Regions from separate parts of the Mus musculus genome. Here region 2 is linked to region 1. A link is a loop called in an ENCODE intact Hi-C map of the cell type or tissue named here. Cell type or tissue: left cerebral cortex. All regions are shown on one strand. Each heading gives the region's core, and the rest is flanking DNA. Links, peaks and the distances in the headings are about the cores only. Region 1 has its middle 38 kb from the start of Gm34297. Region 2 has its middle 82 kb from the start of Gm34297.

Region 1 (16,210 bases), core at 4,619-12,618:
ACCTACCTTGGGGCTATTGAGAGGATTGATATGGTAAATGTGGAAGGCGTTCTGAGGATGATTAATCTCTTTTCTAATTAACATATGTTTGATATTTCAAGTTATACCCCAGCCCTACTGGCCAGGGAATCCATTTTTAATATGTCTAGTCTCGAGTGTTTTGTGTTGATTGAGTAGCTGGAGTCTCACAGGCTCTGGTTATCTGTAGCCTGCTTGTCATATCCTACATAAAGTCACAGTAATGATTACTGTAACAATAATAGTAGTTCATTTCCTGATTTCTGTTCCAGTTTACTAGAGGAAAACCTCCAACTACCAAGAGATCACCTTCAAACGGCTCCCTCTCCACTGTAATGCTCTTCTGACAGAAACAGCATTCCTACTGCACTGAAGGCTTTCCTCCTCCTTCCTCCCTCCTCCCTCCTCCCTCCTCTCTCCTCCCTCATCCCTCATCCCTCATCCCTCATCCCTCATCCCTCATCCCTCCATCCCCACCCCCTGCTTTCCTTATATTGGTGAACTGGCTTGCTCTTTTTCTCCCAAAAATCCATCTAGTCCTTATAGGGTCCTTGGCTCTACTATCCCAATCTCAGTTTAGATTCCAATAGAACATCATGCTCACTTTTGAAAATCAGTTTAATCTTGTTGGGTTATGAGGGCTGACATTCCTACTGCCTCCTCAAATGATTCTTCTTTGTATGGACAATGTTCTTGGAGATGAAACAATTTTAGACTACTCACATTCTCTCTCTCTCTCTCTCTCTCTCTCTCTCTCTCTCTCTCTCTCTCTCTCTCTCTCTCTCCTTCCTTCCTCCCTCCCTCACTAATTTTCTAACAATCATTCCCAATCACTGCAAATTTTACATTGGTTATTGCTAGCTTCTATCTTCTCTCTCAATGTTCACAGCCGCCAACTGAAATGAGTCATTAACCTTCTTGCCTGGATTACCGAAAAATTCTAATTTATCTTTTCATCGCTTCTGTTTTCCCTTCTATACAGCAGTTTTCTCATCTACAAAGTTGGGACATGTGACTGACGGTTGCTGCTCTGAGAGACAGAGTCTGGGAAAAGCAAGTTGAACTGACCAAAATTTTTCCTATAAATTTACATGACTGTTTCAATCTATTTTTGGTTAAACCAGTCAACTAGGTCATTTTTTTTCTGGTTCACACTAAAAGCAAGTTGATAGAAGTCAAACAGTACTCCTTTGAAAACCAAAGGTAAGTGTCCTAGTTTTCAATTGTAGAGGTTAGGGAGATGTCCCCTACTGGAGGATCTGCCATAGGGCTACTTTCATCTGAACTAGAACAAAGGTAATTCTGACCTGGAGTCATCCGTGGGTGGTTGTAAGTAGCCTTTGTGGCATAAAAGCTAAGTGGATGGATATTCCTGCATTCACGTCGAAGCTAGACCTTTTATAAGAACAGGGTGGTGTCCAGCTTCTGTCCTCAACACTTAGCATATACGACTTGACACCACGTTGATAACAAATCACGTTTTGATTCAATAGTTGAAAGAATGGACTCTTTTCAATGTGCCATTTCAAAGAACTTATCAATGAAGCTTCTTTCAATATCTGGCCTATCCTCTATCCCTGCCAGGTTTTTATTTTGTCAGACAAGACATTCAAATAGTTATATGACCGATGTACTTTAATTATAAGTACACACAGATATAACACTGGAAAGGGTAATAAACCGAATCTTACCATAGAAGAATGTGTTCCTTCTCAGCTCCTACGGTCCAAAGAGAAAACTTCTAATGCATGAAATAACTTAGAGGGCAGCAAGCAGGCCTCCTCCAGAGACATTCCCAGCCATGTAGGAGGTAACAATGCCTCTTTCCCAGCGTCATGCATGTCATTTTCAAGCATTATTGAATTTTACGGGAAAATAAAACATTATTTCCCAGTTTTGTGATCCTATAAAAAGGCATTTAGTAAGTAAGAACTTTGGAGAGGTCCTCTATACTCGAAGCTCAAATGTCGTGGCTAGAAAAGAGACTGGTTCCCCTAGCCATGACTGAACAATGTGGCTGTTCAGAGAACAGAAGATAATGTGGAGTTACGTGTTTTCTAAAACATGAACAGAGAAATATATTATCACAACCACTATTGCTGTCATTTTTATATATTAGTGACCCTGATTTGAATTACAAAAATAACTAAAAGTTGATAATCTTCCTCAATGTATATTCCCAAAATATGGCTAGCTGCTTAGTAGCATTACAAAGAATGCTAGAAAACCAGAACTCCCTAAATAAATTCTCGGGATGGGCTGCCCTATGCTCCCTGGGTTCTGTGTGTGGATTCTACAGCAACTCAAGAGCACAAAAGGTGTCCAGTATTTTAATGAAGCAAGTGGCAAGATCCAACAAGGCCATTAGCATTACACAGGGGAGACAGCAAGAGAAATGACTTCTTCCTCTAGGATACTGGAAATGTTCAACTATACTTAAGAGAAACCAATGTGACACTTTGCTTTTATTGTTTTTTAAAAAGAGACCTTCAAGTCTTCTCATTAATAGCTAAGTTTATTCGGCTGCTTTCTTCTGTCATTCTTTATACGTACTGGTATTTGTCCCTATGGTTTTTTTGTTTGTTTGTTTGTTTGTTTACTAACTTCATAATTCCACTTTTTAACTTCTATTTCTCATTTTACAACAAGACAACAACAAGAAGAAATCCCTCCTCATCTCGTCTTCTCTTCGAATATTTTTTTATTCACCCTATTTCCGTTATTCTTAATTTCCATGCTTTTCTCCTCTCTTCAATCTACATGACTGTTGGGCGCTTACGAGTTCTTGATAAATCCTCTGCTGTTCATCTCCCTCTCTTTCACAATCCTACCGGTCTGTCCTCCTTTGTAAATTATGTTTATAAAGCATGGGTGGGTGGCCTTAAAACCCTGCAGGAACAATCCGTTACTAGGATATCTGCGAAGGGGGGAAGAAGCCACAGTGAGGAGCATTCTTCCGAAGAGGGGGCAGATGACGGACTAGCATCGCTAGGTGGCAGTATTCCAGACAGGATCCCAACCACAGAGCTGGGTACTGCCTCTCCACCCCAGTTCCTGCCTGTTAATGTCCTATATAGCGATTTTGATTCAGAAATTTACTCGGTTGTCTGCAGCATCTGCATTTGAAATCTAGGGCATGTCACATCATTTCTCAAAAATAACATAACTTAACACTTTTAGGATGTATGGCTGCTGATTTGAGCTCAATTAGAGAGAAAATGGTTTTGTAGATTTGTCTCTTTTTTTTTTCTTTCCATGAAAAGAAACTACAAATTTTAATGGTCTTTATATAGAAATTTTCAGATTAATGAAATTCCAAAGACTAGCACAACATATTGTCTATGGAGTAGACTGTATTAATCAGTGTTTCTTGAAAACATGCCTTTCAAGTCTTGCAAATTTTACAAATATACATATAATATATTATATACATATATATATGGACCTGACCTGGTTTACAATATACTACCTAGGAAACTTTTAACATATTATGAAACCCTGTTCTTCCTTGGTTTCTCCACTTGTAAATGGAGGTATTCGTAACACATTTTTCTGGAAAATATTGTAGTTTAAGTGGGTTAATATGTGTAAAAAATTACAACCATATCTGGCATATGTAGCAACCAGTCTTAGGTTAGCTACTCTGTGTTCAAATGACCTTAAGCTACCTATTTATTCTTAGTATGTGTGTGTGTGTGTGTGTATATAGTGTGTGTGTGTATAGTGTGTGTGTGTGTGTGATTGTGTGTGTGTGTGTACTTGTGTTATGTACATAGGAGCTGTGTACCTTCTTTTACTTGAGTATCATCCACCCAAAGTCAGGCCTCGGGCTTGCACAAAAGACATTTTACAGAATGACCCATATCCTTCAGCCCCAAGATTGCATATTTACCTCTAGATTATGATATAATTACATGATTTCTTCCCTCCTTTTCTTCCTCCAAACCCTCCCACATACTCTCCCTTGCTTTCTTTCAAATTCGTGGTCTCAGTTTTTATTAGTCATTGTTACCGTCGTACTTATATCTATTTTTCAGCACTAGACTGGGTATCTTCAGTGTAAAGGGTTTTTTAAGGATTTAATATTTTTATTTTATGCCCATGCATCAGTGCCTCCATGTGCATATGTGCACCACATGTGTGCTTGGTGCCAGTGAGGCCAGAAAAGGACACCAGATCCCCTAGAGCTGGAGTTACTAGTTGTCGTGAGCTGAGACCCAAACCCAGGCCTTCTGCAAGAGCAATAAGTGTGCTTAACTGCTGAGCTGCCTCTCCAGTCTTCCTATGGTAAATCTTAAAGTAAGGGTCCAGATGAACCACACAGATCCTAGTAAGGGGTGAAAAGGAACACGGACTTCTATGGAATAAAAACAGATCAACTATCACAGTAGTAGTGCCGGTGGGAGAGAAAGAAGGAGACACTTCCGTATAAAGATGCCTCAGTGAAACCAGAGGCTGATCAGGCTTGAGTGTGTGACCTGACAGAAAGAATGTTCAGTAGAGTTTCTTGCAGAGAAATGGCTTCCACTTACCCTGATAAGAATGACTAAGAAGGAAATATTGGCACTATTCAAGAACTGGGTCATTTTTCCTTAATGCTCACAGGTGTCTGTGAACAACTCATTTCAATTCTCCAAGAAGCACAAGGGAAGGAATCATTTCAAGGGCCAAGAAAAAGCTATTATACTCCGGCCTACTGAAGTGTGACTCTGAAATAGTGAAACAAATCTTTAAACAAAATGTGACATGAATCTTTTCTCAAGTAATATGCCGACCTCCTTCCTATAAAACGCTACAAAATATCTCTGAATAAAGAATGCATTCGTGAGCCACATTTTCCAGGAGTAGGCATGGGTTTGGACTGAGTCATCTGTTATTCATTCCTTGGGGTCAATTGTGTGAATGTGCAAATCATCTTGACATGGGATAGACTGTCAGTCACATGGGAGGACACAATCAGGTCACACAATGAAGTCGCAGATCTTGACAGTAATAAAACCTAGGATTAAAGGTCATCTTTTGCAAAAGTTATTTCCAATAAAGCTGACCATAAGGTTTTTGTCCCTGGAATGAGATCATATAGGGCTTGTGTTTGGAGAGAATGAATTCACAGGTTCTCTTCAAACTCTACTCCTGTAAAGCTGTGGTCTTGATTTCCAAGATAAATAAAAGAAGCTTCCTATAGTAAAACCTTATATATAAGTATATATAAGTTTTATATAAGTAAAACCTTAGTGTGCTTGCCTCTTAAATGATTTTTTTCTCCCAAACCCAAACTTTCATTAGTAGAATCTCTTTGGTTAGTAGAGCTTTGGTTAGTATAAAAATCTTTGAAAGTTCTGTGTTAGACTCTGACTAGCAGAGTCTATGAAAAAGTTTTATAGGCAGATAGTTTCATTATTAAAATTGGAGCAAGAGTCAGAAGACTCAGATCACAGATGATGGCTTATTTCTCTATTTCTTTAATGATCATAATTACCAATTTTATAAGAATAATAATTTCAATTTCAAAAAAAATCATTTTCTTTTCAAAAGTCAAAACCTTTGCTGTTGTGGTCTGCAGGCTTTAATGACTGTGTCACTTTTATGACTGACTAAAAGAAACCCTCCACACATTGAAATGATTCTTTGCAGCATGGAGGCATAAGTCATGATTAGTAAGACACAAGACTCCTGAGGTGATCCCAGTCTATATGAGAGGCATCTGGTGGCACTCATGATGATGCTATTTTGTTTCCAAATGAAAATTTGCTTTCTTACATAGTTTTCATAATGGAGAAAAACTTAATTCCTTTTGTTGGAATACAGTAGTTGTTGAATTAGGGAAAGGCTGGAAGAAGTTGAGGAGGAGAGCAACCCTGTAGGAGGACCAACATTCTCAATTAACCTGGACTTCTGAGATTGCTCAGACACTTGACCACCAACCAGGCAGCATACACCAGATGATATGAGGCCCCCAACACACATACAGCAGAGGACTGTCGTGTCTAAGTTCAATCAGAGAAAGATGCACCTAACCCCCATGAGACTGGAGGCTGCAGGGAGTTTAGAGGTCTGGTGGGAGTGTGGGTGAGCACATCCTCATGGAAACAAGGGGCTGAGGAGGAGGTCTGCGATGTGAAACAGTTGGAGGGTGGATGGGGTGGAGGGAAGGAATAAAATCTGTGGTGTAAATAAATAAATGACAAAAAAGACGAATTATAGCTATTTGTACTATGGAACACCCAATGACTTGTAATTAGCATGTCATTCTGAAAACAACTGATAAGGTTTTTTTAATCTTTTTTTTTTTTTTTTTGAGTATCTACTTGGCTTAGGTTAGCTGACATTTTCTTTCTTTTTTTTTTCTTTTTTTTTCCTTAGATAATTGCTTTATTTACATTTCAAATGCTATCCCAAAAGTTCCCTATACCCCCCCTGCCCTGAACCCCTACCCACCCACTTCCACTTCTTGGCCCTGGCATTCCCCTGTACTAGGGCATATAAAGTTTGCAAGAACAAGGGGTCTCTCTTCCCAATGATGGCTGACTAGGCCGTCTTCTGCTACATATGCAGCTAGAGACACGAGCTCTGGGGGTACTGGATAGTTCATATTGTTGTTCTACCTATAGGGTTGCAGACCCCTTCAGCTCCTTGGGTGCTTTCCCTAGTTTCTCCATTGGGGTCCCTGTGTTCCATCCTATAGGTGACTGTGAGAATCCACTTCTGTATTTGCCAGGCACTGGCATAGCCTCATACAAGACAGCTATATCAGGGTCCCTTTAACAAAATCTTGCTGGCATATGCAATAGTGTCTGGGTTTGGTGGCTGATTATGGGATGGATCCCCGGGTGGGATAGTCTCTAGATGGTCCATCCTTTTGTCTTCGATCCAAACTTTGTCTCAGTAACTCCTTTCATGGGTATTTTGTTCCCACTTCTAAGAAGCACTGAAGCATCCACACTTTGGTCCTCCTTCTTCTTGAGCTTCATGTGGTCTGTGAATTGTATCTTGGATATTCCGAGCTTTTGGGCTAATATCTACTTATCAGTGAGTGCATACCATGTGTGTTCTTTTGTGATTGGGTTACCTCACTCTGGATGATAATTTCTAGTTCCATCCATTTGCCTCCAAATTTCATGAAGTCATTGCTTTTAATAGCTGAGTAGTACTCCATTGTGTAAATGTACCACATTTTCTGTATCCATTCCTCTGCTGAAGGACATCTGGGTTCTTTCCAGCTTCTGGCTATTATAAATAAGGCTGCTATGAACATAGTGGAGCATGTGTTCATATTACCAGTTGGAACATCTTCTGGATATATGCCCAGGAGAGGTATTGCTTGATCTTCTGGTAGTACTATGTCCAATTTTCTGAGGAAACTCCAAACTGACTTGGAGAGTGGTTGTACATGCTTGCAATCCCACCAGAAATGGAAAAGTGATCCTCTTTCTCCACATCCTCACCAGCATCTGCTGTCACCTGAATTTTTGATCTTCGCCGTTCTGACTGGTGTGAGGTGGAATCTCAATGTTGTTTTGATTTGCATTTCCCTGATGATTAAGGATGTTGAACATTTTTTCAGGTGCTTCTCAGCCATTCGGTATTCCTCAGTTGAGAATTCTTTGTTTAGCTCATTTTTTAATGGAGTAGGGTTTTTTAATCTTAATGTTTCTTTTCTATTTTTAATTTCAAACTTCCATAAAGTACATTAAGAAAATAAATTTCTGGGCATGGTGGTGCATGCCTTTAGTCCCAGTACTTGGGAGGCAGAGGCAGGCAAATTTCTGAGTTCGAGGCCAGACTGGTCTACAGAGTGAGTTCCAGGATAGCCAGGGCTACACAGAGAAACCCTGTCTCGAAAACAAACAAACAAACAAAACAAAAAAACAAAAAACAAGAAAGAAAATAAATTTCTTTACAGTGAACTGAACTGCTCCTTTTGCTATGATAGGTCATAAGATACAGCATCTACTTATAAATAGACTTTTTAATCATCTAGAATATTGACAATAATTTCATTTCCAGTATCATTTTGTGACTGGATCTAATAATGTTTCTCTGAATTGTATTGCTAGTTGGTTCAGAATAGGAAGTCAGTTATATAAGAGCAACATTTATTCATAGTGATTGATTAAATTATTTGCCTAACTTAAGGAGACTAAATACATGCATAACTCTGAATTTACATGCAACTCTCAGTGTGATGTCTCCCTGTGGAGGATGTATGTCCCTTTATTTTCAGCGCTTAGAGATACATTCAACTGTAATTGGGAAGATGCCATATAATTTTAAGCTAACTTGGATACCTGGGTGCTGTACATGTGTTTTGTATTTAAGTAAAGGAACATCTTTTCAAAATGGAAAAAAAAAATGAAAGAAAGAAAATCCCAGAAATACAGAACAATTGTTTTAGCAAGCCAGAAAACGAGAAGGAGAGCCATTTACAGATCTTTTCAGGAGAGATGTGTTTCCGCAAGGCGGATAATCATGAATAATTTGATGAAATATATAAGTGAAGCCTCAAGGGTCTGTGTATAGATGCGAAGTGATGAAGTTGAGCACTTACTATAATTGCTTTCTACCATTTACTCAGGGAATGATTAAAATGGGAGCTATGCAATTTGGGTGGCAACGGGGTCAAGCTTATTCCCAGCTACAACGTGTCCTTTTCTAATGCTTCTCCTTATATGCAGCTCCCTGTCAGCATTAACACTATCCGACTCCAGAATTAACCCAAGCAGATGCTGACATTCCCTCATCTGTCTAACTTTCAGAACCCAAATTTAGTGATGAAGGGTAGCTGGGGAACATATATGCCTCCTTCATGAATTATAGAAAGAGAGAACAAAAAGTTTCGGTAAGTGTAGGGTGTCTGAGGTAAACCTGAGAGGAATGTTCGCACAGATCCTTCCAGCTGACTGGGAAATGATTCCTACAAAGTGTTCCCTATTCTGATGGCTGGCTGTCAACAACCTCCGAGTATTTCCATACATGGAGTTTCCCAACTAAGGAGCGCATTCATTTTCAGCAGTTTCTCCCACATGGATGCTCAAATCCCTCTCTTCTCCTCTGAGTAATGTGTCATTTGGATTTTGAGGGACTTCACAGGGGAGAGAGCAAGTGACTTGAAGTGATGAGTATTCTTTATACTTTTTTTAACTTTCCAACAAAACCACACCAAGACATGTGATTCTGATACGATCAACACACATTTCTTCTTTCATTTCTTGACCCCATGAAAGTATTTCTACTCAAAGACAAGGACTATCAAAATAGTCATTACACCTTGTGCTACTTCCCATTTTCACTCCCAAATTGTTTCAATGACTTCATGGCTTTACTATAATATAAAGTTCAAGCAAAATGATCATTTTAACAATGCCTATCTACTGCACACTGCTATGTACGCACATTACCTAGTTCATTTAATTCTGCCCATTTTACCATTACGGTCTAATCCCATCTTTACCATTTGAAATAAATCCTCTCAAATATTCTTGTCTTCCTTCCTACTTGGGTTACTACCTTAAGACATACAGGCACAGGATCTTGTTAAAAACTGGGCATAGTGGAACATGCCAACAATCCTAGCAATCAAAAGGGAGAAGGCCAAATGATCAGATGTTCAAAGACTCAACTACATAGTGAGCTATATCTCGAGATCAAGGTTATCCTGGGCTAAATGAGATGGGTGTGAATGTGTGTGTGTGTGTGTGTGTGTGTGTGTGTGTGTGTGTGTGTGTTGTGTGCATGTGTGTATGTGTGCATATGTGTGCTTGAGTGTTTGTAAGTGTGTGTATTTGTGTTTGTATCTGTGTGTGCTTGTATATATATGTGTATGTCTCTGTGTTTGTGTGTCTGTGTCTATGTGTGTTTATATGTGCATAGATATTGTGAATAATATATTTAAATACAGGACCTCATGCTTATGGCAGCAATCATTCTTTCCTTCTGAGCAACCTCCTAAGCCAAAGATGAGGTTTTTCAATAGCACATGATCCAATGTATATAGCTTCTCTTCTGCCTAGGAAAAATCAATGTGAATTCTCTACCCATCTGTCAGCCTGGTAAGAACAGCCAGGTTCAAACGAGTCCCGAACAAAGATGCTCCATCTTTTGTCCCATTTTAGGTTTTCAGAGATGGCACAGTTTGTGACCATGATTTTCCCCTTGATCTTCTTCTTCTTTTTTTTTTTTTTTTTTGAACAGCATTTATGAGCTTGAGGGTTTTTCGTGTGACTCACCAAGCAGCAAATATAGCATCTTAGAAAACTGAAGTTTTCTGTAATCAGAGGATAAAACTTTCGCTGTAGCATCATACTGAGATAGGACAAAGATAATAAAAAGTGGTCATTGAAACTAAACAATTTCTGAAGGAAAGGTGTCAAAGCAATTACCTACAATTGCAGGACGATTCTGTAATGTGCTCAGCATGACCAGGTAATTACAGCACTTGAATTTTTATCAACACTCTTAAAGAAACTGAAACAATGTTTTAAATCCTAAACCACTATAGCCTGTTGCAATTAAAAACATCAAGGCAGACCCTATCCTTTAATAACATCTATAATTTCTACTAGGAAAAAAATACACAAGAATAACCAGGCATCAACTGGAGAGAGGGCTTCCAGGAAATCAGCAGTGTTCAGAAGGGAGAGCTAAACTGGGCAGCTATTCTGGGACTAGATTCCATGAGCCATTAGTTTTCTTTCTCTCTTCCCAGTGCTCTCTCCCTCTACTCTCCTCTCCTCCCTCTCCTGTCTCCCTCTCCTCTCCTCTCCTCTCCTCTCCTCTCCTCTCCTCTCCTCTCCTCTCCCCTCTCTCCCCTCTCTCCCCTCCCCTCTCCCCTCTCCCCTTTCTCCCTCTCCCCTCTCTCCCCTCCCCCCTCTCCCCCTCCCTCCTCTCTCCTCTCTCCCCTCCCTTCCCCTCCCCTCCTCTCCTCTCCTCTCCTCTCCTCTCCTCTCCTCTCCTTTCTTTTCTCTGTCTCTCAGTCTGTCTCTCTTTTTTATTCCTCCCTCAGCTGCCATCAAAAGTTCTAAAGCCTGGCCTAGCAGTTCCTATCAGAATGAGCTCTGCTTTTAGACAGAAGAGGAGACTTTAAGTTTTTCTCAGTCCCTTGGCCTGTGGCACTTGCCCAGTAGCTGGATTTCCAAGAATAGCTATTTTCTATCTTTCTCAGTCCCTAGTCCCAAGGGAAACTCAAGTAGAAACTTTTTTTGGTCCTAAGGTTGTTTCAAGCATCAGCAAAAATGTTTGCATTGGTTTTAGCCCATGTCTCCTTTCATTCCAATGAACTCATGAATCTCAACTCACACAAGCCAAATGCCCACCAGACAAGCCAGTGAGCGTCTCCTCTGTAGCATGAATGGAAACTAGAATTAAAAGCAGAGGCTGAGCAACCTCGAGAAAGTATATTTGACTGAATGACAGGTAGGGCAATGGAGAACTGACAGTTGGTGCCTCAGTCTTGGATTTCCAATGTGACTCTGGGTCACAATCGATGTTACTTACTAGTGAAGGGGACTCTTTTAACCATTCCTGGGCCAACTCCCAGAGAAACAAAGAAGAAAACAGTCTTTCTGAAATTTCATTTGCAGTGCAAACTGGAAAGCAGAATGGGAACCAGGCACGAACTTAGCAGCTTCATCCAGCCTTGAACACTAACATAGCAAAAACTGTTCCTTCAAAGAAATTGGTTTTGCCATTTGATTCAAATTAGAATATATATGGATTCGTCCACAAACTCAATGGTGAAAATGAGTCATTTACTTTTTTATCTTAATCTGATGATCTAAAGTTGCACCCAGCGTAGAAACAATCACATAGTCAAGTTGTCCAGAACCCAGGTAAACTGGAGGCACCGATGCCTATCTGTAATCCAAATTGACTACAGTAAATAAGAAAAAGGGAGATGAAAACATCCTCCAGACATCCCCAGGCTAACTAAGTTTCTCACTGCAACAGGGACCAAAAAGTGGCCTTGCCTCAAAACAGAAAGCAAGGCCCAAGACTTGAGGTTGACCTCTGACTTCCACATATGTGCTATGGTACATGACTCTACACTTGTACACAGGAGCATGCACACATACACATTAAAAACATACAAGGAAGAAATTGGTAACATCAAAAGTCTATCTAGAAAATCCACTTGGGATCTGGTCATTTGGATGTAGTGCCTGAACCACATCTAGATGTCCTTTTGAAAGCTAACAGTCACAGAACCCAGAGATTAATTAGCACAAGGGCATCTTCTGGAGATGTGTAGGGACAGTTTTCAACTTGACACAGTATTATTGAAAAACAGTCCCTTAAAGTCCTGAAATGTCATTCAGTTTTATCCCACCCCCACCCCAACCCCTCTGGTCTGCACACTATTAGCAGCTGGAAATTTTTTCTTTTGAAGGTTAAATAACACAACATTAAAACACTTCATCATATTCTTATAGAAATTCAAGCTAGTACTTTTCATGCTTGGTACGATTAATTATTGCGTCTAGAAAGTCCCAGACCCTGAAACATAGAAAACATGATGTCATTATTCACTTTTCCAATGACTCCTTGTTCTATGAGTTGTAGACGCTATGGTCATATCCCAAGAGGGTGGGGAGGATTCAACTTGCTTCTAGACCTCTGCTTTGGGGAAATGGGAGGATTTCCCCCATACATCACAAGTTACTAGCTCATCTAAGGACATCCCCAATAGCTCAAGTGTCTCTCCACACTGAAGGAAAGCAAGTCAAGGACAAACTCTATGAAATCCTGAAACAAATAAATTCCACTCTCCCGTGAGAAGGAATAGGAAGTAGGGAGTTTTCCAAGAGAACTCTGTTGCTGTTCTTTTGGTTGCCTTGTTTTATTTCGTTTTGTTTTTCCCTCACATGTTTTAAAGAAAGTTTCCTCTTGTTTCTCATTGCAGCTAAGCTTCATGGTGAATATTCTTTTTTTTTTTTCCTTTAGACCTTTCTGTTTAGCCTATGCCATGGTTAATATGTAAGTGTTAAAAAAAAAAAAAAAAAAAGGACTCAAGTCAAAGAAAGCTCAAGTTTGAAGCCATGTGCAGCCTTTCCTGATTCTGTAATCGTGAACAAACACTGAAGTCACCTTTGTGTATTTGCTCATGATATGTAAAACAAATGTGTTTGCTCACTATCTCCTATGAAGGTTAAATCAACACCATGCTTAGTTGGCCACTGTGTTCTCTCCCTTTCTCGTTCTATACACACAGCAGCCCTACCATTGGCTCAGCCTTCCTCAATCACAGAAGGGTTGGTGTAAAGTATATAAGCTTCTTTTCTACCCCAAGAATATTGATAGGTGATCTTGCCATCATACACGATGGTTCATGTTCTCAACATCTAGGCATAGAATTATAGAATTACTTTACTTAATACAACTTAAGCTTCACTCGTCCAACACACTCACAGAAAGAGAGAGAGAGAATTGCAGATGGTTCTGGGCTAAGGCTTCAGGACCTTCCTCAGTAACTGAATTCATAATTTCACTTCTATTTTTTTTATATCCAATGATATAAACGCCTGTAAACCCCACTTTCATATCAGCTCATTTTTAGTGATTTTTCTGACGTACAAGCTGTTACTTTTTCTAGAAAAGAGCATCAGCCTTCCTACCTTGAGCCAAATCATCTCGTCCTGCTACGATATGCCACCGTTTCCAGGGTTCCTTATCATTTCTGAGGTATCAGTTTGGTGGCTCATCATTTTAATCTCTGTAAATTTATAATTTACTTTTCTTGAGTTATATTTCTAATTAATAACCAACCACCTTAATTTTCGTCATCTGTCATATGCCTGATGTATTATAATCATGGAAAGACTCCTTGCTCTTTTCTTTTTTTTTTTTATTTCTGCTCAATACGTTGAAAAATGTTGCAACGAAGTTACCTGCTAGATCAAAGTGTAAACCACCCATTTTTACTGTGATGAATTCCCAGCTTCCCTATTTTGTATGTCAGGACTTCCCTTGCCATCATGGCGGTCACATTGAAATTGTTTCCCAGTAACAAATGCACGATGGCCCAGTGTCATCTGTCACTCAGAACTTCATTCCACAGAACTGAAAAGTTTACGAGTGGGGATTTTGCTCTGAAATTTTTACCAAGACCCAACCCCAACCTCATCGAAATCTAAATTCAAGCTTTGGAGACTGAAACCAAAGGAGGTACACCCCAGAGGAACTTCAGAGGTGTGCCTGAACATGATGCTGTTGTGGTTGCAGAAGGTTGGGAGAAGTTCACTGTTAGTGATGCAAAATTGTAACTACTGGATTTTTTTTATTGGATTTCTCTTTAGTCATATTTCAAATGTTATCCTCTCTCCAGGTCTCCCCTCTAGAAACCCCTTATCCCATCCTCCCTCCCCTGCCACTATGAGGGTGCTCCCCCACCCAGTCACCCACTCCTGCCTTCCTGCCCTGGCATTCTCCTACACTGGAGTATCAAACTCCCATAGGACCAAGGGCTGTTTCCTCCCCATGAGGTCCAACAAGGCCATCCTCTGCCACATATGCAGCGGGAGCCATGGGTTCCTGCATGTGTACTCTTTGGTTGGTGGTCCAGTCCTCGGAGTTTGGGGGAGAGGGGAGGTGACTCGCCGATTGATACTGTTGCTCCTGCCACAGGGCTGCAAACCCACTCAGTTCCTTCAGTCCCTTGTCCAACTCCCCCATATGCTTAGTCCAATTGTTGGCTGCAAGCATCCACCTCTGTATTTGTCAGGCTCTGTCAGAGCCTCTCAGGAGACAGCCATATCAGGCTCCTGTCAGCAAGCACTTCCCAGCATCCACAATAGTGTTGGGGTTTGGCAACTATATATGGGATGAATCCCCAGGTAGGGCAGTCTCTGCTCTACACTTTGTCTCCATATTTCCTCCTGTGAATATTTTGTTCCCACTTCTAAGAAGCACTGAAGCATCCACACTTTGGTCCTCCTTCTTCTTGAGCTTCATGTGGTCTGTGAATTGTATCTTGGATATTCCGAGCTTTTGGGCTAATATCCACTTATCAGTGAGTGCATATCATGTGTGTTCTTTTATGATTGGGTTATATCACTCTGGATGATAATTTCTAGTTCCATCCATTTGTCTCCAAATTTCATGAAGTCGTTGCTTTTAATAGTTGAGTAGTACTCCATTGTGTAAGTGTACCACATTTTCTGTATCCATTCCTCTGCTGAAGGACATCTGGGATCTTTTCAGCTTCTGGCTATTATACATAAGGCTGCTATGAACATAGTGGAGCATATGTTCTTATTACAAGGGCTGGAGAGATGGCTAAGCTGTTAAAGGCTAGGCTCACAACCAAAGATAGAAGAGTGGCTAACATATCTCAATCTCCATTTGTCAATTAGCCACCGTGAGGACATGGTTCAGGTTCCTCATCTTATATAGTTTCTACGTATGGAGGTTCTCATTTGAAAGAGAAGTAATTTAAAGTGTTGTAAAGTTCCCAGATCACAGTAAGCATTGCACTCATATTAGCCATTTTTATTACCAGCTACCATCTCAAATAAGTAGGGCTTTTTTGAGAAAATGAATATTTCTGATTATGTGGGTTTTGTCATGATTCTAGTTTTAGGTAATATTTTATCTGAGCAGGGCCCCAACCAAACATAAAAATTAAACACATTTCACTTTCAGCATGGAGTCGACTAGAATTGACTCCTGAAATTAGTTATTTGAGAAGCACTTTATATTTTTATTATCTAAATTGTAGAAATAATGGTAAAGTTTCCAATGAACTGTCTCAAAAATATGCACAAGGGACTTCAAAGGTAAAATTACACTGAAGAGTTTGTGTCTTGCCAAGGAATAGTGTTCTATAGAGCAATGCTCTCATCTAATGTGTATAAAGATATAATTAAGACAACATAGTAACCCCCTCTCGTACTTTCGTGAGTTGTACTCTATCTTGTCAGAGGAAAGACAGCTAAACACATTGTCCTAACATGGTATAATGTCCTGTGGAAGATGAACACATGCAGTGTTAGAGTGTTTAGATTTAAGCTTTCATTTCATTGTGAGATGCCCTCACTCTGTAAGCCTTTGCTGGCCTCAGGAGCTTTTAGCGAGTGTATGTGCTTGTGAGTGTTTACTTTAGACATTAAAAAAAGAGTCTTTTATAAATCTCATTACAACTTTCTTTCTCCTACTCCTCCTATGTTCAACCTCCTTTCTTAATTCACAACTTCTTGTT
Region 2 (16,210 bases), core at 4,179-12,178, 120 kb after region 1:
TCATTTAAATTTAGCATATATATTCATACTTATATATATATGTATGTACACACATACACACATATATGTATATGTATATATACATACACACAGACACACATACACACATATATGTATATACACAGAGACACACAGATATATATATATACATATACATATATATACATATACACATATATATGTGTGTATATATATATATATATATGTATGTATGTATACACCTTTGGTCATTTTATGGGATTCATGTAAAATAAACAATTAAATTCATGTCACCTTGAACATGCTACAGGCTATAAAAAGAAGTAAAGCAGAGCATGAGAAAGCAAGTATAAAGGGCTGACGGTTGGTTGACAGTTCACACTCGTGATCAGTGAATTTGAGAAGAGTTCCCTGATAATGAGAAGAAATGAGTTGTGTCTGAAGTGACTGAAACGAGTGCGCATGGCCAAGCAAAAAACAAACAAACAACAACACCCAGCAAGTGCAGTGGCTCCTGTGCAGAGAGACCCATCTAGAGTGAACCAAGAATCCACAAACGCCAGCTTACAAAGGGACAGTTTGGAAGCACCAAGGGGTATGAGGAACCACCAAAGGGGAGCTCCCTGGAACCCTCCCAGCTGAGAAGGGTGACCACTTTCCTGATATAGCAAAAGAAATCCCCTACAAAACTTTGAGTCACAGGTGACTGACTGACTATAGGCACACTGGTAGAACCGGAAAGGCCAAACAGTAGACAATTAGAAAAGCCTAAGATTGGTCTGATGGGGGGTGGGGGTTAGACTAAAGGGAAATCCCAGATTGTCAGATGGGGGATGTATTTTTGTCATCATAGTGCTGACAGACTAGATTAGATGTGGGCTGTGAGGAAGAAAGAGAAGAGCAAGGAGAGGCACTTAATTTCCTGGAACAGCTCCTAGAACATAGCATGTACTCCGAATGAGGAAATTCCATCTCAAATGAGAAGTTCCATCTCCAAGGAGCCCTGAAAAGTACACTTGGGGGAAGTAAGTCACACACGTGACTATAGACTGGGTCTATAAGTATAGCCTGAGGTCTAACCTGAGTCCTCACCTTAGCTGGAACCAGTAGATGATGTCCTACTTAGGGCCTCTGATTGCACTAGGGAATATCACTATTTGCATTCCAAAACAAGTGGGTGGCTATGATGAACTGCTTAGTAAATGTGAAAGAGATCCTATGATCCTATCTATGGTAAAAATACAAGAGATGGCATCCACAGACTCACACATACACACAAACACAAACAAATCGACACATACAGCATCTCTATTCTATTCCGTAGTTTCTCAGAATGTCTTTATTGTTGTGTGTGTGTATGTGTGTGTGTTGGATATTTTATTTATTTACATTTCAAATGTTATTCCCTTTCCTGGTTTCCCCTCTGCGACCCCCCATCCCATTCCCCCTCCCCCTGCTTCTATGAAGGTGCTTACCCACCCACCCACCCACTCCTACCTCACCGCCCTGGCATTCCCCTCTACTGGGGCATTGAGCCTTCACAGGACCAATCTATTAGCCTTTGCAGTGTGGACTTTGATATGCAATTATGCAATATCTGACTAATATCTACCACCCATATCTACCATCTTACTCTTTTATCGTTGGCTTTGTACCTAAGAAAATTTATATAGTAGAACCATTAAGGTATTTATTTGAAGAAGGAAACACTTAAAAATGCATTTCATTCTTAAAGTAGAAACCAGATGATGTGTGGGTGGGACAACTGGATGGCCTTTAATAATTCATGAATATTTAGCTCAATTTCTAAAATTCTATTTAGAAGTAAGAGTCACCATGGTGGTAACATATAGGATTCATTTAAGGAAAATGAGAACAGGCAAAGAGAAACGACTTCTTATGAGACTACCTATGGCCCTATCTATGGTAAAATAGAAGAGATGGCGTCCACAGAATCACACAAACACACACACACAAATACACACATCTAAACACACACAAACACACAAATGCACACATATAGCTGTGGCAAGGATGTGTTTCTAATGGTGGTCAATTCTAATGGTGTATTCATGTGTAATCTGGAGTACTAGGTGGATGCTAGGAGATGGGCCTCACCTGGATACGGGAGTGACCTCCTACAGGCTGACCCAGCTTCACCTTTTCCTCTTACACAAACTATTTTTGGTGCTGCCGCTGGACTGATTCGTTTAGAATAGAAGTTACTTTACTGCGCCTCTCCCCACCTCACTCAGAAGAAATGGCAACAGCATTTGCGGTGCCTGAAGCACCTTTACCAGTTAGGAGTCTGGGAAGAAAATAGGTCTGTAACTAAGCAGAGAAGAAAGAGGCAAGTGGCAGGCATTGGACGTAATGTCCTATTTAATCTGCCCCTCACCTCTTCTTTGTTCTTCTGTAGAGTCACACCAGCCTCTGAGATATAGCTGTCACTCGTGTACTGTGAGATTTTAATGTATGCATCCTCTCTTGCCTCTGATCAGAAAATATCTCTGATTATCTCCTATAATTCCCTCCCTACCTCCCTTCTAGCACAAAATGTTACCTCCCAGTACAACCTACCTGAAAGTCTATTTAAAACCAGAACCTTCCTCTTCAAACTCATCCTTTGATTTTTCTTCATCTTCCACACACTATTATAGAGAGCATGCATCCCTTAGACCCTTGGTAAAATATAAGTTCCAAGAAGGGACTTTGGCTTTGCAAATTGATAGGTTCTAAGTACCTAGGAATAACACAACACACAGAGAGAAGCAATCATCTTAAATGCCATATGCAAATGTTCTTGGGTTGAGATTTGTTTGCCTCTAGAGGTAAATACTTAGCTTAAAGCCAGACCATTCTTTTTTATTTCCCCCACCCCATCCTTGAAGGACTGACTATGTCTAACTAAATATTGAATGAAGTTCTTTCTCTCCATAGGTATTTTCACACAAAAGTGTAGCAGAGTGGACAATCTTCCTTTCACATTTGAAGGAATGAACTCTGGAAATGATAACGATCCACAGAGGAGGGTCCTTATATCTGACCTGTCAAGGACAGATGTATGAAAGATCCGACACCCTGGCTATTTCCTTTGAACACTTATAACTCCTCAGACAGTAAGTCTGCAAAGCTACTATGGAGGAGGAACTTAATTGTCCTGATAAAGACATAAATTCCCATATGCTGTATAATTGCTAAATTAATAAGTTCAAAAAAAAGCAAATCAAAAAATTAAAAAAAAAAAAACCAAAACAATAGACAAGAAAAATAACAGCCTTGGAAGAGATTAAGAGTATAGATAAAAGTACAACACAGCTCTCACATTGCAAATATGAGACTAACGTTTGGGGATGCCCCATGGTTTGTTCACAGTTATCCCATGGACAAGATGTATCTCATGAAACATGGAATCCAAGTCCCCATCTCCCTGTGTCAGGGTTCTTTTAACAATGTTGAAAAGGAGGTTCAGAGCCTAAAACCCAAGATATCACAGGTCTTTAAAATGATCCTGTTTGGGGAATCTATCTAAATAGGCTAGAAAGATTTGTAGTTATCATCAAATGTGCTTTCTCATAAAGAATAGTATATTAAAATCTGGGAGATACCTTAGTCAATAAAGTGCTTGCTTTGTTGAGTTTGAGCACTACAAACTACATAATTTTAAAAAGTCAGGCATTGTAGCATAAGTTTAGAATCTCAGTGCTGTGGGGGTGGGGGAGGGAGGGGCATAATAGGCTATTCCTAAGCACTTGGTCTGTCAGCAAGTTCCTGCTCAAAGAGAGGGGAAGGCAGTGCCTAAGGAACAACAGCTGAGATTGTTGTCCGGTCTCCATCCAGATGTGCACCGAGGATTTTCACAAATCCCTACACATACATGCTCATGAACCCGTACACATGCATGTGCACACACAGAAAGGAAGATACATTGCATTGGAGACAAGCAATTATTGGTTTAAAACTTCCTTATAAGGACACATATGTTTGATGAATTTATGAGTCTAGCAGATCTACACAGAGTAAAAATGACTTTTTCATCAGGCTTCCCATGAAGTCAAACAAGGATAGAAGCAGATAAAGATTTCATGTTCCCCATCAGACCTCCCCCACAGAGCAGGACTAAGTCTTTATGCAGATGTACAAATCTTTAGGGTTCTTGAAAGTACATACTTTACAGAGTCATCTGTATCCATAAAAGCCTTGCCAGCAGTATTTATGTGTATCATAGAATTGTGTTTAAATGTTCCTTCAGCCTCCATGAAGAAATTGCAAGTATGTAGTGTTTAAAAGTAGAAAATGGGTCTTCTTAAAATATTAATTTATTTACAAGCCAGAGGAAAAAGCTTTATGTTGGGGAGACAGAATCATGATATTTCAAAGTCGCTCAAACCAACAAAGAAACTAACTACTTAAGGATCCATAGACCTCATAACAGAAAGGAACTTCCTTTAAAGTCCTCATTAAAGGGATATTTTTAAAGTAGGTTAGGCATATCCTTGAAACAAGAAAGCATCGTCAGATGTCTAGCTTTTGTAGCCTCCAGGCAATTGTGCCATACAGCCTAGTTATCCAATTCACAGGGGTCCTAGCTGCTGAGAGGTGATGCTGTTAGGTAAGGCCACCTCTGCAGGGGTTGCCTCTGTCCATTTCCACCTCGGGCAGTCTTTTTTACAAGCTCCCTTCTTGGATAAAAATCTACAGAGGCAGACAAAGCAAACGGATGAGGTAGCTTGAGATTGGAAGTTTTCCTCGTTTCTTTTCTTCTAATATCATAACCTACAGTTACATATGTATATGAACCGCAAGAATGCTAACTGTAGCACATCAGAGATTGATAACTTAACCTAAGTGTGTTGACAAGTGGGCGAGGATCATGAGGGAAAGAGCAGGCACAAGCATACAGCCCAGGCAAGTCAAATTTCCCTTGATTGGTGGAAAGAGGAAGAGAAAAATGGAAGATCAAACAACAATGACCTATAGACCATTGCTGGTAGTTTTTGGTTTGCTTTGTTTTGTTCTGGGATTTTTATTGTTGGTTTGTTGGTTGGTTGGTTGGTTGGTTGGTTGGTTGGTTGGTTGGTTGGTTGGTTGGTTTTGATTTGCTGTTGTTTGTTTGTTTGTTTGTTTGTTTGTTTGTGGGTTTGGTTTTAGAGAATTAGCTTTAGAGAATTTCAACACAGGGGAAAATTTTACATCAATCTCCATATCCGACTGTGTTTGTGGACCAAGAATGAACTAAATGTGTTTACATGGCACACACTCTTCTGATTTCTGTAACTTTGATTTGTGTGATGATGCCCAGGGTTGTAAATTAGGAGACACAGGAGCTTGCAGATTATGGTGACATACTTCTTTGGAAAACCTAAACTGGGCATCCGAGGAAGGTTTTAATTGTACATGTACAAGATTGTACAAAATTCACATAAATAAGTACTAGGGAAAGTTCAAAAAAGATCCCTTCTAAGCCAAAGTAGGAAAAAATACTCTTGGCCAATGAGATAAATAACTAATGGGCAAGCTATGGAAATGGAGATGCAGTAAGTGCTGGAAGTCTTGGTTTTTATTGATATGACCACATTTCCAGTACTAACACAACATTTATCATATAAAAGGCAGTTCGACTGATGTTGATCAGGTGTGGAGCATAAATGATGGGAAGAAAGCTCTCTGGAGCAAGTCTCATGAGCCAGGTTCTATCCTTCACCACAATGATGAGAAGGTAGAAAAGGAAGAATTTGAAAGTGGACTCCTCTTTTCACTGGTACTATTAGTTCATGGTAGAGCATTTGCCTATCAATTCTCTAAGCCTGGTTTAATAGAATGTGGTCTGGTAAGCTAGTGAATAGTGCAATAGATGGATAAGACCCTTCCAGATGAATATAAAATATACCCAGAAAACAAAATTCCAATTTACCACATGGAATTGCTAGCTAGATAGGGTCTCCTGTAAGAACAACCAGTTCATTTCTTCTTTTGATATGCTTTTACTAGACAACTGTGTATAAAAATGAGTACTCCTGGATTATTACACTCATGGGATAGCCTTTTATAATTGCCTAGACATTACCAAATTGATTCTGTGGGCCTTGTTACTCTTCTGTCCTGTGCACAGTGGACTCAATGGACCAGCGTTCCAAGAGTCTCATCTTTAAGCACTAACTGTAGAGCTTTTTACTTTCAAGAGACTCTCCCATTTCAAACAACAGTCAAATAGCCTACCATACAGTCCCATGTATAAAATATGCTTTGGACCAAGTACTCACTATTTTCATCAGGAAAAGAATGTCTGGTGTATTTGAAGAACAGAGAATACTTCATTTAGTTTTTGAATATTTTTCATTAAAATAAAATTGCATCACTTCCCCCTTCCCTTTCTTCCCTCCAGCTTCCCATTTCCTTTCCCTCCTTCAACGCCTTTCCTGTCCTTCCTATGATTCTCAAATCGATAGCCTCTCTTTGATCATTGTTCCATGCATATATGTGTATGTGTGTATGAGTGTGAGTATGTAACTGTAACCGGCTGAGTCCATTTTTGTTGCTTCTGTATATGGTTGGGGGTTGACCACTTTGCATTGGATAACCTTAGTCAGGGGCTCATCCCCGGGAGAGGTTAATTCCCCCTCTCAGCAGTCATTGGTTGCCTGGAATTCTTTGTCTAAGAATGAGATGCCATGAAATTCCTAACTCCCACTGTAGTGTGTCTATCGATATTATCCTTGTTTAGGTCTTATGTGTGCAGCCATTTCATTAAGCAGCTGGCCATCAGAATTCCTGGCATTCTAGATCTGACCATCTTTCTGACTGTTCTTCTACCATGTTCCCCAAACCAAAGATGCAAGGCTTGTGCTGCTTATGTATCCAGTGGGGCTGGGATCCCCACAATCCATTGCTCTTTGCACTGTGTCCAGTTGTAGATTACTGTAATAGTCTCCATTGAGCCCCTACTGCTAGAGACAGCACACAAGACTCAGATGATTCATGGGGGATCAAACCGGAAAGTCTCAACCCTACAGTCTGGCTCACAGAGTTAAAAAAAAAAAAGCACTGTGCAAGTTGTTGAGGGAAGTAATTAATAATCTTACCCAGCTATGAAACCTATGAACAGAAATAATGACCGGCATGTTCATTACAGATATACAGATATTTGTAAAGGTACAATGGTGACACTCACATGATTGTGGCTGTCTAAGTAGACTTAAGGACCATTCAACAGGTGGGAAATCACACCTGTACTAGAATATTGGAAACCTAACCAACCACCCTGGGCTAGTGAGGTCACAATCTTAGAAGAGAATCTAGTACTGCCCCTTAGCAAGTTTCCATAACTATTGTCTAAATCTTATCATTATACCCCAGATACATATAGCTATCACCCTTCATCAAATAAGCTTCTCTCTAAATACTCTTTCTTCTCTTATAGTTCTAGAGAGAGACTAATAGCCTTGAATACCTTTCCCTCATGACTGGCTTTTGACAGCACATCCCATTTCGGTGGTAATACTAGGAAGGAAAAGAGCACAGTTTTTAAGAGGAACAGTGGAGGCTACCTCTACTTAAACGCTGCGGGGTCGGGAGGGGTTGAGCAGCTGCAAAGGCGTCTCTTGTAGGAGGACCTAATTGAGGACTGCCTGAGAGACCAAGGATTGCTGGCGCAGACAATGCCAGATAATCGAGAACTGCTGTTTAAAAGAGATGCTTTCTTGGGACTTATGGGGCACAGGTGGAGGGTACTAAAGGAGCTAGCAGCAGCTATAGCGTTTCTCATCTCCTCCCGGAGTCTGTGTTGTTGACTTTGTGCCAGCTCACCTCCAACCCCCAAGGTCAGGTAGGGTCTGGCAGCAAATAATCCAGGGTACAGGGAGCAACCGTTGATTCTCCGTAGATTTAAAATGGGAAAAGACGCCAATTCCAAGACTTTCTTGAGGCCCAGCGATGGAAAGCTACATCCTCCTGGTCAAAAGAATGCGAAATCTCTGGCCTTGAGTGGAGACGCGACATTCCGATCTGCTCTCCAAAGGTTAGAACATTGGCTTCTCTGGCGTCCTATAAGAGAGCTCTAGCGCACAAAGAAAGTGTAACTGTTTCTTCCACTTCTTCTTATGCTTCCCTTTCACACACTGGCCAGTTGCCCAAGCATCTTTCCCTGGCACGCTGAGCTTTCCCACCCTCTCTCTCTCTGAGTTTCCCTTCCCTTTCCACCATGCAGCTGTTTCCAGGCCTCCATGCTGAGCACACTAGCTCTCTTGGACCCAAACTCAAAGAGCGGGAGTTCCTTCCTTTTCTCCACCCACTCGGCTCCACAACTGTGGACATTTCCAGCTTGCCTGGTCTGTTAGTTTTCTACAAACTCAAAAAAAAAAAAAAAAAAAAATCGTTCCCAACCTTGCTTCTGAGTCAATTTTTTTTAAGTATTTTTGTATTAATGAGGCTAGGAATCCTAAGGTGACCTCAGTCTCTTCAGCAACATAAGGAATATTGGGTGAATATCAAAACACTAATTTGATTTCAGCACTATCCCCTTTCCCTACGTTTTTTGTCCCAGGGAAGGAAGGAAACAAAAATATGTTTTAAAAGACATTGAAGTGAAGATGTTGAATGGTAACAACTTCCTGAATAAATGGTAGGTAGATGTACTAGCCCACTAGAGATTATTTAAAAAAAAATACTCCTCACTATTTCCTTTTTTCTGAGGGACCGCCAGATTGAGTTCCAGAATGGTTGTACCAGTTTGCAGTCCCACCAGCAATGTGTTCCTTTCTCCACATCCTTGCCGACATGTGCTGTCACCTGAGTTTTTTATCTTAGCCGTTCTGATTGATGTAAGGTAGAATCTCAGGGTTATTATGATTTTCATTTCCCTGATCACTAAGGACTTTGAATATTTCTTTAAGTGCTTCTCGGCCATTAGAGATTCTTCTGTAGAGAATTCTCTGTTTAGTTCTATACCCCATTTTTTTTTTTGATTGGGTTGTTTGGTTTTTTGGAGGTTAACTTCTTGAGTTATTTATTTATTTTTGATTGGATATTAGCCCTCTGTTGGCTGTAGGGTGAGTGAAGTTTTTTCCCCAAACTGTAGGTTGCTAATTTGTCCTGTTGATGGTGTCTTTTGCCTTACAGAAGCCTCTCAGTTTCATGAGGTTTCATTGATCGATTGTTGATCTAAAAGCCTAAGACACTGGAGCTCCGTTCAGGAAATTTCCTCCTGTGCCAATGAGTTTGCGTCTCCTTCTCACTTTCTCTTCTGTTAGATTCAGTGTGTCTGGATTTATGTTGAGGTCCTTATTCAACTTGGACTTGAGTTTTGTGCAGGGTCATAACTACGGATATATTTTCGTTCTCCTACATACAGATCGCCAGTTAGACCAGCACCATTTATTGAAGATGCTTTCTATTTCCACTGTAAGCTTTTGGCTTCTTTGTCAAAAACCAATTATCCATGGGTGTGTGTGTTTACTTCTGGGTCTTCTATTCTATTCCACTGATGTACCTGTCTGATTCTATAGCAATACCACGTGGTTTTTATCACTATTGCTCTGTAGTACAGCTTGAGGTCAGGGATGCTAATTTCCCCCAAAAGGTCTTTTATTGTTGAGACTTATTTTGGCTATCCTGTTTTTTGTTTGTTTGTTGTTTTTGTTTTTCCATATGAAGTTGAATATTGCTTTTTTTCATGTCTATGAAGAATTTGTTGGAATTTTGATGGTGTTGCATTGAATTTGTAGATTGCTTTTGGCGAGATAGCCATTTTTACTCTGTTAATCCTACCAGTCCATGATCATGGGCGATCTTTCCATCTTCTGAGGTCTTCTTCAATTTCTTTTTTCAGGGATTTGAAGTTCTTGTCATACAAATCTTTCACTTGCTTGGAAAGAGTTATACCAAGATATTTTTTACTATTTGTGGCTATTGTGAAGGGTGTTATTTCTCTAATTTCTTTTTCAGCCTATTTATCATTTGTGCAAAGGAAGGCTACAGTTTGAGTTAATTTTATATCCTGCCACTTTGCTGAAGTTGTTTATCAGCTATAGGAGTTCTTCGGTGGAATTTGAGGGATCACTTATATATACTATCATATCATCTGCAAATAGTGATACTTTGACTTCTAAAGGAACTGCAAGGACAAAAATGGAGAATAGACTGAAGGAAAGGTGGTTCAGTGACTGCCCCAACTTGGGATCCATCTTATGAGAGGGCACTAAGGTCTGACACTATTACTGATGCTATGACACCAGAGCCAGGCATGGCTGTACTCTGAGAGTTCTTACCAGCAGCTGACTGAGACAGAAGCAGATACTTAAACCCAACCATTGAACTGAAGTCCCGGACCCCTATGGTTAAATTAGGGGAAGGATCGAAGAAACTGAAGGGGAGAACAACTTCATAGGAAGGCCAGCAGTCTCAACTTACCCAGATCCCAGGGAACTTTCAGAGACTGAGCCACCAACCAGGAGTATACATGAACCAGTCCAAGGACCCTGGCACAAATATAGCAAAGGGCTGCCTGGACAGGCCTTAGTGGGATAAATTGTGTTTAATCTTCAAGAGACTTAAGGCCCCAGGGAAGGAGGAGGCCTGGGGGGAGTACCCTTTTGTAGGCAAGGGGCAGGAGGAATGGGATGAGGAACTGTGGAGAGGGAACAAAGAAGGGACCAATGACTGGAATGTAATAGAATAAAATTATAATAATTGAGAAATACCAATCACATTGTGTTAAACAACAGAAATTTATATTCTCCTATCTCTGGAAGCTTGAGTGTAAGTTCAAGATTGAGGTGCCAACCCAGTGAGTCTTCTCTGAGGGCTCTCTTATTGATCTAAAGATAGTGGTCTACTTGATGCCTCTTCACCTGCTACCTGCATTTATATCTCTGGTATGTTCAAATTTCTCCCTCTAATAACGACACCTTGCTTTATTTTATTCTATGCTACCTTTTTAAATCATGTATCTCCCACTAAGGTCACATTTCAACAATAGGAGTGAGGGTTTCTTGAATGTCCCTCACATCACCAAAGGATTTTACCCCTGTAAGCTGAGTTGACAGTTCTGCTGTGCCAAGGAATGAATTGTAGGCATGATTTTTGGATACAGATTTCCTGCTATGGTCAAAGCTATTTGACTTGAGTGATTGTCATCATTCTCAGCCCACAGGGATCAGGTTGCATTCATTTAAGAAATGGTGTGTATATTAAGATGGTCTATCCATGAAGTCATTCATCAACTGTTTCAATGAACAATGGTTCTGCTTGGAGGGTGGCACAGACGTTAGGTGAGGGTAAGATTCTGGTTCATTGGCTGTGATGATTTTGAAAAGCATTCATCTCAGAATAAGAATAACTTATAAAGTCCTCTTCTTCAAAGTTGATACAATAATTATAAATATCAAGCAAAGCCTTCAGCCTTATTACCATGAGCTCGAATGTCCAAAAACTGTTCTTATTTTGTGTTTGTACCACAGTAAGAGACAAGATTTTAAGCTCTACTAAAAACAAAACAAATAAACAAAAATACTTTATCTATTTATGTTCATTAAAAATTAATAGTGATATATTATTTTAAAATATCATACAGTTAATATGTCTGGAGTTATTTAATATTTATATTGAGAAAAATGTATGTATTTTCAGTGCTGCTGTAGACAAATATCTACATAAGACTGTTCAATTGATTGTTGTTTTATATCAAACAACTTTTATAATACTCATTTTTTATTGTTACAATAGTCTTTACATTTTAAAGAATATGATAAAAAATGAAAGATACTGCAAGTTTTGAAAGGGGGGCTCTCTGGGAGGAGTTGAGGTACAAAAGAAAAAGAAGAATGTGACATGTCTATTTGCTCAAAATATGTTATTAAATGTTAACAGATTTATATAAAAAGTTAAATTACATTTTTAAAAAAAGAGAGAGAAAAGGAGTGAGGGTTTCATCACATAAACTGGGATGGGATTTGGGAACCACAATTCAGCTGTCAATACTAACTTAGTGCTATGTTAACACAAGGCAACCTTAACTATGTGCTGCAGATGCTACGTTGGAAAGGTAGCTGCAGGGACACAAAGTATACCCCTTTGTACATGAGCTAGATAGGACGGGGGATAGAATTTAAGGAAAGATAGAGTAGCATCAACAATGACTATTGGAAGAAAGTGTCACAAAGAAATAGCACACCCTCTCTGTCTTAAACAGTATTGTAAACACACAAAAATAATGGAGTTTCAACTGTGGGTTGTTTTCCATCTTGGCTCTTTCTCAAGTAAAGATGGATTTACTAGAAGCAAATGGAACTCGACTTCAAGATCCCTCAGGATCTTTCCAGGGCAGTTGATCTCAATTTATATCCATAACTTTGCCTCCATTGTAGAGAGGGAGAGGGCTTTGGACCCCACAAAGCCTGGTTCTGTTTCTTGACTGGAAGTATTTTTAGACATTTTTTTGGAAGGATAGTTTGAAGTATTTCTTGAACTAAAAACTTAGAGTTGAGTATTAACTCATAAGAAGTAACAGTTGGTAAGCTTGATAAGGTAAGATTCAGAAAGATATCGAGGAAAACTACTAAAACCTGCATTCTGGCCAACGTGCACCTTTGACTGACTTCCAAACCTCAAGTGCTCAGAAATATCCTGGTCATATATTTGTCTCTCTGACTTTCTCTCTCTGTCTGAACCCCTCCCACCCCCATACACACACATACAATTATTGATGCAACTACTATGCAACTCATTTAAAAGTGATCTCTGTGTGTTTGATGATTGCAGTTGAAAATATTCCTTGACCATAGTTAGCTTCCTTTCATGGGAACCACTGTCTCTCACTCCTTCTGTATACTTACCATAAACCCTTCACTGTAAATTCCCTTAGGGGACACATATCAAAGGCAAGTAGTGTGGTATTTGGGGGGAGGGTCAAGTATGGCTAAAAATTATTCGTCTTTCTCTGTTTTTTTTTTTTAAATGTTTTTAAAGCAAACATTTTATTTTATTTATTTATTTTGGGAATTTTTTTTTTTTACAGTCCAGTCTTCATTCCCCTCCTGTTCCACCCTTGACTGCTCCCCATTTCATGCCTCCTCCCACTGTCTCTAAGAGGATACCCTGGGGCCTCAAGTCTCTCAAGAGTTAGGTGCATCTTATCTCACTGAGGCCAGACCAGGCAGTCCTCTGTAAAGCAAACATTTTTTTTTCCTTTTTTTTCCTTTTAATATTTTTATTAGGTATTTTCCTCATTTACATTCCCAATGCTATCCCAAAAGTCCCCCATACCCTCCCCCACACACACACTCCCCTACCCACCCACTCCCACTTTTTGGCCCTGGCGTTCCCCTGTACTGGGGTATATAAAGTTTAAAGCAAACATTTTAAATAATGCAAAAACCACTACTGCAAAGTGGACCTTGCCAGGACTTTTCCCAGATAAGAATCAGTTTTGTGATTTTCCCTTTAAGACTTTCAGTGTTTCCTATTGAGTTTCACCTGGAGACCCTCCATAAAACAGCCCTGACAGTGCCGATATAAAGGTGGCTCCTAGTTGAAAACCATCCGAAGCGAGAGAGAGATGAAACTGGTGATGCAGGACAGTTCAATTTGCCTAACAAAGCAAAATTCCCGAACCGAGTTACTCTTGCAGCACTGTAATCAGCCATGTTTCTTAAAATGCCTGGGTTATATCGAGCCCCACTCACACTATGGTAATTATCAGCTGCCACCAGACAGACGTGCTGCATTCCCTTAGACTTTTTTTTTTCCTTCTTCTTCTTCTTCAAAATGTCAGCTTGTAATCTGAAGGAAAATTACAAACCCTTCTTTTTAAGGGATGTTTAAAATAAACTCACAAAGGCACCGAGTCTGTTACAATTACTGTCCTGTTTTCAGGCAGCAATGCCCCAGCTGGTGTTTTATCTCTGCAGCTTTCGAAAGTTTAGCCACGGTGGAAGGAGCAATAGTCTCTTAGATAACAGCAAGCCAGGCCAGGCTGGCAGGAGGTGCTTAGTTCTCTTTGAGAAGCTTTCAGATTCTATTCCATATAAACACAAACCATCCCTGAACAACATCATGATGGGTACCGCCGGACTAAAATGTCAGTGCTTCAAACATCCAGCATCAGTCAACTTTTGCAGGGTACCAATAATAATGCACAGGTTTACTTGTTTTTATTTAATAGCTACATAAAGCCTGCATTGAGTAGAGTGTTTTATGTTAATGACAACATTCCCAATTAGATGGACAATATAGATCATCTTGACAGGCCATCATTCTTGGTTTTAACAACCGCATTTTATACCATGCACCATAGAGCTGTATCTTCCCACTTGTAAAAAGAAAATGAAGTACCTACCAGTCAAAGACATAATGGGCAGAAGTCTACTGAGAGAATATGTTAGCATGACAAAATCCACGGGAGTTAAAAGCACCCAAGGTTTACGAGAAGATTCTGCCAGGGATGCTAAAAAGCCTTTTCAATGATACAGTTGAATCACCGAGAAGTGGGCAGATTTCCAGTCTGGACATTTGAAGGTACACAATAGTATCAGAATGGTCCACTGAAGATTTGGACACCTAGCATGCTGCTGTGATTATGAGTCAACTATGAGCAGCAAGGGTATTTGTGGTCTGACCTGTAGCATCAGTTTCTGCATGTGAAGTTCCAGGGGTTCTCCTCCAACCTCAACTTTCTATATCAGGTTCCATAAAAGGTAAAGAAAAACTGGATTGTTTTTCATGAATTCAATGAAATTCGGCTGGAGTTTCCAGACCAGCTTTATCCTATCCTTATGACTAGATAGCCCCAGTCAGTGTTCCATTTACACACCTAAAAGAAGAGTGTGCAAGGCGGGATTTGAACACTGGCTGCACCTCTTCACTGACTGTGTGACCATGGGCAACGGTACTTAATGTCTAAAACTTTATTACATTCTTAATGAAGCCAGACTTACATTCTCTATTTTATAAAGCTAAGATAATGAATATAGATATTTCTAATCCATAGTGTTCAATGCCTGCAACAGAGTGTGTGCACAATAATAATATTTAGTAGGTGTATGGACCATATACATGAACAGGTATGTAAATAAACCATGGGGTTTCACCCACATATAATCCGTGTTCTTCTGACCTTGTGTTGGCCTTCACTTCCAGGCAAATGTTGGATTCTCCTTTGAGAAGCGTCCTCGTGCCCTCAACTGTTCCTCACTCATCCCGTGAGCATTCTTCCTCTGGACGCATTCTTAGGTCTGTCTTCTAAATGTCCTTTCAATAGACTCCAAGTCTGAGACAAATTGGGAATTAGTGGTTTTCATGTCATTTCATCAAAGTTAAGAAGTTACCTGAATATGTTAAACCCGTTCCATAACCAGATAAGCAATCCAGAACATGGATGTAACATTGTACATTTTAATTATCCTCTTTCCCTAAACTTCACAGCAGCTTAAGGTGAGTGTACCATCTAGTTTAATGAGTCAACCCAAAGTCTAGCACTGCACAGGCAATATGAACAAAGTGGAATACAATTAGGTCATTGTCTATAACAAATAGAAGCGACCTTTATTTCAGTATAGCTCTGATTACTTCTACCCAAACTGTCTCGTGTGTTCACCATTCAAATTATTTAATCTAGCCAAACAATAAAATCGAGCTACTATACAAGGTACTCACATATCACGAACAAACATTTTAGTGTGAGTCCCTAAGAACTCTTCTCGTCCCCTTGCTTCAGCACAAATTATTTCATTATCTTGATTTTAAATTTCTTTACTTACCCAATTTCTGTGGAGCAGATTATCCTCAGTGCCAACTTACAACTTCCTTAAAATTGTCCTTACAGTGAATACCAATGATGCTCCACAGCCAAGCGAACAACCCTTAAACGCTGTGCACGTCACCCTTCCCTGGGAACTTGAAATGAACGCCTGTGAGAATTCCCATCTTCTGTGGCTGCATTAACTCTGCTCATGAAGGTTTTATTGGGTTTGTTGTTGTTGTTTTGTTTTTTGGGTTTTTGTTTTTGTTTTGTTTTGTTTTGTTTGTTTTTTTTGTTTTTTTTTTTTGGTTTTTTTTTTTTTTTTTTGTTTTTTTTTTTTTTTTGTTTTTTTTTTTTTTTGTCCTCATTCCTCCCATTTCAAAACGTAAAGGATTTTCAGAACACAGCTCTGGTCCTTCTCCCACAGCTCTTCAAAGATGGTTTTTGCAACTTCTGGTCCCTGGAAATGTAACTGAGTTTACATGACTTCCAAACATG

Evidence for each region. Hi-C counts contacts between places; a loop is a spot of excess contacts. Peaks named below come from ENCODE experiments on the same cell type or tissue, not always from the same donor. Only the 100,000 strongest peaks of a DNase experiment are listed, where the experiment ranks them.
Region 2: it touches region 1 in a loop (2.0-fold over the local background); 2 of 42 quality-filtered maps call a loop at or near these places.

What each region holds. Positions count from the first base shown.
Region 1 is chr10:98,491,546-98,507,755 of GRCm38, forward strand. No RefSeq gene overlaps it. Among named protein-coding and RNA genes, the nearest start is that of Gm34297, 38 kb to the right of the region's middle. In left cerebral cortex, for the core only: no CTCF peak of the experiment used is centred there; DNase peaks (open chromatin) are centred at 8,655, 8,996, 10,101 and 10,528.
Region 2 is chr10:98,611,221-98,627,430 of GRCm38, forward strand. No RefSeq gene overlaps it. Among named protein-coding and RNA genes, the nearest start is that of Gm34297, 82 kb to the left of the region's middle. In left cerebral cortex, for the core only: no CTCF peak of the experiment used is centred there; a DNase peak (open chromatin) is centred at 8,152.